Linked DNA regions of Homo sapiens: region 1 is linked to region 2. The links are chromatin contacts, found by Hi-C in ENCODE. All regions are on one chromosome and are shown on one strand. Each heading gives the region's core, a stretch centred on a gene start or an enhancer-like site at or near the end of the contact. The rest is flanking DNA. Distances are from core to core; before and after follow the strand shown. Region 1 overlaps MBD5 (methyl-CpG binding domain protein 5). Region 2 has its middle 29 kb from the start of EPC2.

Region 1 (4,738 bases), core at 1,512-4,011, 100 kb after region 2:
GGAAAAGAGAATACCACTATCATCTGTTGGCAGATCTGAAATTGTGTAGTCTGGGAGGAGCAGTTAATACAACTCACCTTTCTTTATGTGCTAATGCAGGAACTAGCAACATTTAGTGCTGTTCATCAGATTGAGCAGTGGCTGAGCAGCATTAGATAGCAGGTATAATTTGGAGGAGGGAGTGATCAAATTGTCTTGTAGCTATTGGTGGAAAGGAGCAAGGTCCAAGACCTAGGAGAGGAGGGATGAACCCAAGGCAATGGTGTAGCAAATGCTTAATCAGCATTTCGACACAAGTCCATTTTAGCATTTTGCCAGTTTCTGTGGTGTAAAACTTTTACCCTGGCCAACCTTATGTCACAGGACTTAGAATTAGGAAGAGATGAGTACAATCGCCTCTCCGGATCCACTACAAGTTGGCTCAATTACATGCTTAAAAATAATGTTTAGACAGCAGCAAAGGGCAATGCTATCCAGACTCAAATGCAGAATGCTTTTAAAAAATAATATTTAAAAATTTTAAATAATGTTTATGGGTTTTTCAATCTGCCTATTCCTCCTAATCTTCTCCATACACATTTTTTAAAACAACTATTCTGTAGTAAAGAGCCAAAACTTTTTATAACTGAGGAAAGAAACTTTTTATAACTGAGACTGCAAACTAGTAATCTGTGGACCAAATGTGGCTGAAATGGTATTTTGTTTAGCCATATGGCACTTTAATATTTTTTAAAACAGTTGTCAACCCATAAAAATGAGAAAATTTACTTCTAGACTTCTAGTTTTATATGAAAAATGGAAAGATCTTGCAACATGAACACAATTTCCCAGATGTCTAAGATCTGCTGGAGCATGGAAGGAATGCCTTCTGGAGAGAGCACATGACTCCCAGGTTGCCCTGATCCTTATTACTCTCAACTACCTGATTTCCACCAGGACCAAATGTCCCGAGGCAGAGCCTAGAGAGATGATGGCCAAACTCATTTTCTCTTTTTCCTGGGCAGGCACATTCTATGTTCTATTTCCTATTCTACTTGAGTTAAGAAGGCCATATGATTAGGTCAGGTCAGTGGAAAGTCAACAGAATGAGCTTCCAGGTCTGGCTCATAAAACCTATGCTGGCAGTATTCTTAGCACGCTCTTTTCTTTTACCTTCAAGGCAAAATGCAAAGGATATAATGGAGCACTCTGAGGTCCTAAGAGAGGTGGTCACTAGATACAGAAAGAATCTGTGCCCTGGTGTGGAGCAACCCTTCCTCAACCAGCACCAGACTCAAGTGGGTAATGGCTTATACTGTGCTGAGCCTCTAGATTGGTAGCCTACCCTAACCCATGGATCTTCACTGGCATTTCTCATCCATTCCAACTGCTGTCATACCTGGCCCACTTTACTTACTGATATAATTTGCCTGGCCCTAGAAAACATTTGAGTTTATAATCCCCAATCTAGATCTTTCCTATAATTTTATCAGGAAATTTAATGTCTCAGGGCTTCAATTCACCCATCTGCGAAATGATGGTTTGGTTGGATTACAAAATCTCTAAAACCTATACTAATCCCATCATTCAATTGTCATTGGATGGTTTGTTGGGATTCAGATAACCTTGTAACATAAGGTCAAATAAAAGAAATTATTTTTCATGCTAAATAGCCTTAGACAATTCACATTTTTAACAGATTACCAAAATTATATTTTAAGTATTTACATCAGTCAATATGTGAACTGGAGCATAACGATTAAACTTCTCACACTCAATGCTATTATATGCACAGTTCAATAAAAATGGGATATGAGAGGTCTATATACTCTTGATCTTGACCCCACTGTCTTTTTGGTTCAATGGACAGAACAAAGTTTGCATTACTACATATATAAGCAACAGTAATGGCCATGGCCATTCACAGAGTCAAGTGCAGAAAGCTGTGGTTTGAACTTCAATATTTTGCTGCTCATATTTTAAACGAACGTTATGTGGCAAAACAAAATTACTTATCTCAGGAAGAAAGACATAGTTAATGTGGTAGGTTTCTTTTTCTTAAATGACTTTGAATCTTTTCTAATATTTGTCTTTTTTTTCTAGGCTAGTAATTTAGTATTGCTATGTGAGTTGTTTGACAATACTCAAGAGACTTTACCAAAAAGTGTAACACAATTTATTTTCAAAGAAACGTAGTATAATGGAAAAATAAATTAACTTACAGTCCCAGACATTTTGTCCAGTTCACTCATGGCCTCATGAATAGCAGCTTCTAAATGGTTATTTAGCTTTCCACTTCTGGAATTAATGAAAACAACACACCAGATTAAAAAATTAAAGAAACAAAACTCAATTTAATTTCCTAATCAGAAAACAAAAGTACCAATTCCACGAGAGAAAGCCAATTTATACTCGCGTTTGGAAAATTCAGATGACAAAACATCACTCTGGGATTCTTATCACTGAATACTAATGATTAAAGTCACAGAACTACTAAAAAAAGTTGAACAGATTGTGGGGCGGGGAGATGGACTTTTTCCTCTTCCACATGCTTCTTCCACAATCTGGTGATTTGGGAAGAAAGTTGGGCCACGGGTTCCCTCTCCCAGAGACGCCCCTCATGCTCCCTGGCTCCAGCCGGCCCTGTGTTGCTTCTTGTTTCTTTCTCAGTCAGCCTGACTGTGTGATCAGAGGAAGGGCGGAGGGGCTGAACTGCAGGCTCTGGCCACTAGGGAGCTCCCTCTGTCCTCTCTGGAGCGTCCTGGCTCTGGAGTTGAGCAAGTGAAGGCTGAAATGCCGGTGCGTGTTCCGGGGTGGGAAACAGCTTAACTCTGACGCACCTGAGGCTCCGGAGCCTGCCCCCCAGGGCCAAAAGCCAAAATGAGGTAACTATTTGAACAGATAAAGAATGACGGCCTCAGGGTGCCTATCACTTCTCTGACCTTTTCTCTCCACTTAGCATTCCATTACACATGTTTGGCCCGAATAACACACACGGTGCATCTGCCATTTTTGAAGCTTAGATCTATGAAGCTGTTGAACTAAAATCAGGTAAATCCATGCTACCCACCTCTGTGGTTATGTACACTTTGCCCATCCTGACTGTTAACTTGTTTTTCCTCCTTTATGCAATAAATAATTACTCATTTTTTCCAAGTGCTAAGGTGATTCTTTTCATTTACCCTGTCATGACAATTACTAGAAAAGCTGCTGGAGGTAACGTTTTCATAACAGGTGGTTAGCATGGGTTTCCATGAGTTAAGTCCTATCTTAGCATCTACCATGGAGACTGGAAATTTGCAGTCGTGGGAGAGTTTGGCTTACTGTTGTATTTAGTTTGGTTAGCATAGTGTTTTGAAACATTTTTGAACTTTAGTTCAGTTTACCATAGCTTTCCCTAGGTTTTTTCCTCACACACCAGGACTGGACAATGCATACATTGAGTTTCTGTCTACACTTTGAGAACTCCGAGTTTTCCACCCCTGAGTTCTATAGTGCTAGACATACCATAGATGCTCTATGTATTTGCTAAATAAAAATATTTGTCAAAGGTGGCCCAGATGGTCCTATGTTTCAAAAAATATATACGTACTTAGGTCAGTTTAACTGAAGGGAAAAATTAGTGTATTGGTTTTAACCAAATTATAAGGGGAATATGGCATCAACCCCTACCTTTTGCTGCCCTGTAAGCTAGTCTTTAGCTTTTATATTTTTGTCATTTATTTTTAGAAATTTTAAAATGCAGAGGAGTACATAGGATAAAATAAACCTAATATATTCCCCCGCTGGAAGGAAATGTTAATAAATTCCTTTAAGTCTTTTATATTAAAAAAATAAAGCTGGAGTTCCCTGTTACCTATCCTGGTCCCATTTTCCCTCACCTTCCCCCCTCAACTTTTAGTCTGCTTTTATACTTTAATCTAGTATTGTTTTATGTGTGTTTTTTTTTAAACACACACACAAAAGGTGTCATGATATACATACTTCTCTTTTTTCTCCTTATAACTGTTTTAAATACCATCTAGTTTGTATAATCTATTCATTCCTTCTAACTGGTATATAAGAAGTTTTTTTATTATGTATGTACTGTCTTCCTTTTACCTACCCATTCCAGTTTCAAGGGGCCCTGGTCATCTCATGGAGTCAGTCTCAGTTGTTTTCCTAATGAGGTGTCTGCCAAGCAAGCTCCTGGGAGCACTCTGCAAGGCCACCTAGGGTTTGCTGAGGCTGGGCTGGGGCCCCTTTTGCAGGCTGCTTGGCAAGGGTTCTGACAGTATTATCATTGCCACGTTGCCTGACAATATCGCACTGTGTGTAATGTGTTAAATAAATTTATCCTCACTATTTCTTTTGTATGAACATAAGTTTGACGTATTAACAAGTTTTATAAGACATTTATTTATTATAAATTTTGATTAAAATATCTTAGGAGTTTAAAATTGACTATATAAAGTTCCAAATATTTAAAATGAAGTTACAATGTTTTAATGAAAAACCTCCAGAGAACCTTGGTTCTCTCACATTTAATCTTAGTAAAAGAAATACCTGTTATTTATTAAAAAATGTCTATGTGCCAAGAATTTTTTTTTTTTTTTTTTGAGACGGAGTCTTGCTCTGTCGCCCAGGCTGGAGTGCAGTGGCGCAGTCTCGGCTCACTGCAAGCTCCGCCTCCCGGGTTCACGCCATTCTCCTGTCTCAGCCCCCTCGAGTAGCTGGGACTACAGGCACCCGCCACCGCGCCCGGCTAATTTTTTGTATT
Region 2 (4,613 bases), core at 1,880-4,379:
GACAAAAGTATACAGAACAAGTGCACGGCATGTTAGTATAGAGTAGACTCACTCAATATTGTGCTGGAGTTGATTAGTATGAATGCACAAGGGCTGATTATTATATTTTCAGGAATTCTGCTAGCCAATTGCTAAACCATTGGCAGCTTGAAACCGACTGTGGTGGGAAAATTTACACCACAAAAATCAACAGTCATAAATCAGGGTTCGTCCCCAGCTAGTGGCTAAAGATTTACAAGCGCATCACCACTGCTCATGATAATGTATGTTTCGCTCTTGGTTTTCAATTTCCTATTTGGTATTGTTCTAAAAATGTGATGAACTAAATATTTTGGGGATATAAATGTCTTTAAAAATATAAGGAGTGTTCTTTCACTGGGGCAGAGCCTCTGTTGGGTTAAAGCATCAGTGAAAAAAATTATGGGATTGGATTCCAGGTATCAGCAAGTTTGGTGGTTATGGGAGACATTTTTGGCTGCCTACCCAACAACCATTCCTCATCCCCCCTCCCCCCCCGCCACCTTTACCCCTTTTCCCTCATGAAAGAACTAGACTCCTTGATTTCAAGGAAGGTGGGGCCAAACCCTAATTTACAGCCCCAGGAATGGATAGTGATTGCTCTAGTCAGTCACAGGAATGTGAGTCTCCTCCACCAGTGACTGGACTGGTGATGGACATATGACTGAATTCTGGCTTTCATTCTCAGATAAAAGAAACAGACTCCTATTAGAAGAAAGCTCTTGAGCCCTTTTCTGTCCATCCACTTTGATTTGAGGATATGATGCCATGTGACCATTAGGCAACAGGCAGGGAGGAAAAAAACCAACTCCCTGAGGATGTCTGAGCAGAATAGTAGACAGTGTCTATTTCTGTGACATCACTGAGCCACTGATTGAACCCTGGACCTGCCTCTCTTTAATAATAATGGTTTAAACTACAATTATATCTCTGTGATTTGTATTCAAAAGCATTCCTAGCTAATACAGGGAGGGCAATATATTGCAAATGTAGCTGTCTTTTCAAAGTTTCCCAGATTATAATTTGTAGTTGATGAAAAAAAAAACCCATCTTTTTGGTTTTTTTGTTTGTTTGTTTTTCAAATAAGCCTACTTATAAAGCCCATCCTAGCTCTAATCTCAAATAGCACAGAGATCTGAGATTGGGGGCCATATTATGGGGAAGAGAAGACAGGCAAAGAATGGGGACTTCCCTCTGGATCTGTGTGGATTTGTTCAGCTATTATAATAGAGTTAATCAGGGATGGACATTACTGAAGTTCTTAAAGAGACTTATGCATTGACATCTTGAGATCCCACTTTTAGGGTATTTCCCTAGGTATAATATAATTAGGATCTTTTTAGGATTACTCTTAGGATCTTTTGTCCTGAGTTATTTTGAACACTTACCAAAAAGGTTATCTGGGAAATTCACTCAGAGCTGGCAGAACAATGAAGGAAGTTTTGGTGGAGATGGTGGTGGGGCACTCCAAAAGCTATACCTGTTACCCTTTCAAAGAGAGAAATGAAATTAGAAAAGAATATGCCATCATACCTGTGAGAAAATAGGAACCTGAAGAGGATGAGGATTTTCTAGCAGAGGAAATAGTAAACTAGCATGTGGAGTACTGGCCAGATATCAGAATCTGCCTCTGATCCCCTAAAAGACAGGATTCTTGAAGCCAAGCCAGTGCCATGCTAGCAGCAACAGAGTATGAGGAGGACATTTTGAAGAAGCAGCAGGCTATGTAGGTCTTGTTTCTGGAGGCAGAGGCAGAGAAATCTGTGCATGTCTGGATGGTTTCTGAGTGTCCTCACCCCAGGGGTTTTTTGCAGACTTGCTATAGGAGCAGCAGGCGCAGGAAACAGGAAATGGGATTCAGGAGGGTGTGAAAATAGCCCTATGTTCTTCATCTTCCCACTGCCCCAGTTCCTGGCTCATCTCTTCTCTGTGCAGCCTGTGACTGTGTCTGTTGGTAACTTCTTCCCATACTCCAAAGGCTATAAGCTTCAGAGAGCTCAGCTGCCAGGCTAGTGCCCAAGAGGGACAATAACGATAGTGAGAAGCTACATTCAGGGCCGTTAGCACTGGGAAATGGCAGAGAATGCTAGGAAGTCTATGAATGGCCTCCAAGGCTGTTTAGAGCTTATGAAGTCTTCCATTCTCCTTTTGCTGAAAACTCCCATGGAAGTGAAAGGAACCTCTGTCTGGTTTATTTCAAAGGGAGGTTTGTAAAAAGAAAAAAAAAACGTACTTAACTTTATCCAAGTAGCTTCTTACTGGCTAATTTTTAGAGCTAAATATCTTGACTGCTTTAAAACATTTCTTTTTCATATTACACAAAAGAACTGAGGATGGGGTCTGACAATTAGATGCATGTTCCATTTATACATTCTGTTTCTTGCTAGGGAGGTAGCCACTGTGTAAGCCCTTTTAGAAACTATTTTTAGGGAAAAACCACTCACTGATAAGAGTTCATCAGAATAAAATCAACTTAGGAGGACAGTTACTGCAAAGTATTCTTGTTATTTGGGATCAATGAACTCCAAATCCCTTGAAGCTGTTGCAGACCCACAAAATAAGTCTGTTCACCTGTTCACTTGCTAGCGAGAAAAGTAAGCAAGAATGTGCCCGGGGCACTTTTGAGTCATGGCCTGTATTTGGGGGGTATGAGTGGAATTCCAGAAGTTATGTGTAAATGAATAAGCATAACAACCACTTCACTTCCCTCACATGCAGGAAGCAGGCACAAAAAAAGGAGTGTGTGTCTGTGTGTGTGTTTAAGCTATAATCCTGCTACAATTACATCATTCAAAACAACACTATAAATAGTTTCAGTGACAGAGACACATTCAAGTTATCTCAAAAAATGTGTGCTGAGAGCAGTGCTTATCCTACTCCTGCTGCTGGTGATTTAAAACATTTAGGAACCCAGGAAAAGCCACATATCCTAGCCACAGGAAGAACAGGAACTGGAGTAGAGTCAGGTAAAAGGGAGAAGAGGAATTTGTCCAACTCCGCACATGTAGGCTGCCATCCATGTGACAACCAGCTACGCTTGGTGGGCCTGAGCTTCCACCTCATTATTTTTGCTTTCTCATAGTTTTTGCTTCCTCATCTTACTCAGAGTTTCTGTTTCCCTTTAGCTTCTCTGGCCACGTGTTGATCCACTGTGTGTCACAATTTCTCTCAATATACCCTTTCAGCCCCAGAGCTTGCTTCTCCCTGCCTCATTCACCAAGTATCTTAATCCATTTGCATTGCTATAAAGGAATACCTGAGACTGGGTCATTTATAAAAAGCGGAGGTTTATTTGGCTCATGGTTCTGCAGACTGCACAAGAAGCACAGTACCAGCATCTGCTTCTGGTGAGGGCTTCAGACTGTTTCATGGCAGAAGGCAAAGGGGAGCCAGTGTGTCATGTGTCAAGAGAGAGGGAACAAGAGAGAGGGAGGAAGGCACCAGGCTCCTTTTAACAATCAGTGCTGGCAGGAATCAACAGAGCAAGAATGTATTCATTACCAAGCCATTCATGAGGGTTCAGCCCCCATGACCCAAACACTTCCCATCAGGCTCCACCTCTAACATTGGGGATCAAATTTCACCATGGGACTAGGCAGAACCAAACAAACAATCTCCAACCATAGCACCAAGTATCTTCTCATCCTTTTTCTGGGAGAGAATTTGATGGTCCTGTTTATCTTTTTCTATACTGCTGGCCATCCTGAGGATTGATTGACCTTGGGTACAGCCAGTTGTAAACTAGGAATAAAGTCATGTGGTTCAAAGCATGACAGTCTCTATTTTTTTTTTTTTTTTTTAACAACCAGTCTCTTTCTGTAGCTCAGGCTGGAGTGCAGTGGCAAGCTCATAGCTCACTGTAAGCTCCAACTCCTGGGCTCAAGTGATACGCCCTCTTAAACCTCTCCAGTAGCTGGGATAACAGGTGTACACCACTACACATGGCTAATGTTTAAAAAAAATTTTCAGTAGAGACAGGGTCTCACTATGTTGCCCAGGCTGGTCTTGAACTCCTGGCCTCAAGAGATCCTCTTGCCTTGGCCTCTGAATGTGCCGGGATTACAGGTATGAGCCACCATGCTCAGCCCATGGCAGTCTTGGGCAGTCTCCTACCTAGAGGCAATGAATGAGGCAGTTCCTATTAATAATGGTAGGCACCATGGTTGACGTGTCTAATGTAAATGTGTGAGTATGTAGTTAAAATATCCTTTTGGCCAGGTGCAGTGGCGCAAGCCTGTAGTCCCAGCACTTTGGGAGGCCGAGGTGTGCGGATCACCTGAGGTCAGGAGTTGGTCACCTGGCCAACTTGGTGAAACCCCATGTCTTCTAAAAATACAAAAATTAGCCGAGCTTGGTGGTGGGTGCCTGTAATCCAAGCTACTCAGGAGACTGAAGCAGGAGAATTGCTTGAACCCAGGAGGTGGAGGTTGTAGTAAGCCAAGATCACACCACTGTACTCCAGCCTGGGTAACAGAGCAAGACTCCGTCTCAAAAAAAAAAAAAAAATCCTTTTAATTAAACTAATATTAAATTTTTTCATTCAGTTTGTCTAACAGGACTATAATTCATGTGTATATATATATGTGTGTGTACTT

Evidence for each region. Hi-C counts contacts between places; a loop is a spot of excess contacts on that map. Pooled maps may share reads with other maps.
Region 1: a map of left ventricle myocardium inferior shows a loop between it and region 2 (5-fold over the local background). The contact joins two enhancer-like sites. A Hi-C loop is called at or near these places in 1 of 168 maps with a recorded cell type or tissue (left ventricle myocardium inferior), 1 of 37 single-sample maps with no recorded cell type and 8 of 50 pooled maps.

Annotation. Positions count from the first base shown.
Region 1 is chr2:148,507,599-148,512,336 of GRCh38, reverse strand. It overlaps MBD5 (methyl-CpG binding domain protein 5), which reads right to left. Exons shown (of 14, transcript NM_001378120.1): 13 at 2,202-2,277. Among named protein-coding and RNA genes, the nearest start is that of EPC2, 130 kb to the left of the region's middle. Within about 2 kb of position 2,761, at least 6 of the 41 ENCODE cell types and tissues checked have a DNase peak (open chromatin) inside an H3K27ac peak, as active enhancers do.
Region 2 is chr2:148,613,012-148,617,624 of GRCh38, reverse strand. No RefSeq gene overlaps it. Among named protein-coding and RNA genes, the nearest start is that of EPC2, 29 kb to the left of the region's middle. RefSeq lists enhancers at 3,078-3,207, 3,209-3,814. Within about 2 kb of position 3,129, at least 11 of the 41 ENCODE cell types and tissues checked have a DNase peak (open chromatin) inside an H3K27ac peak, as active enhancers do.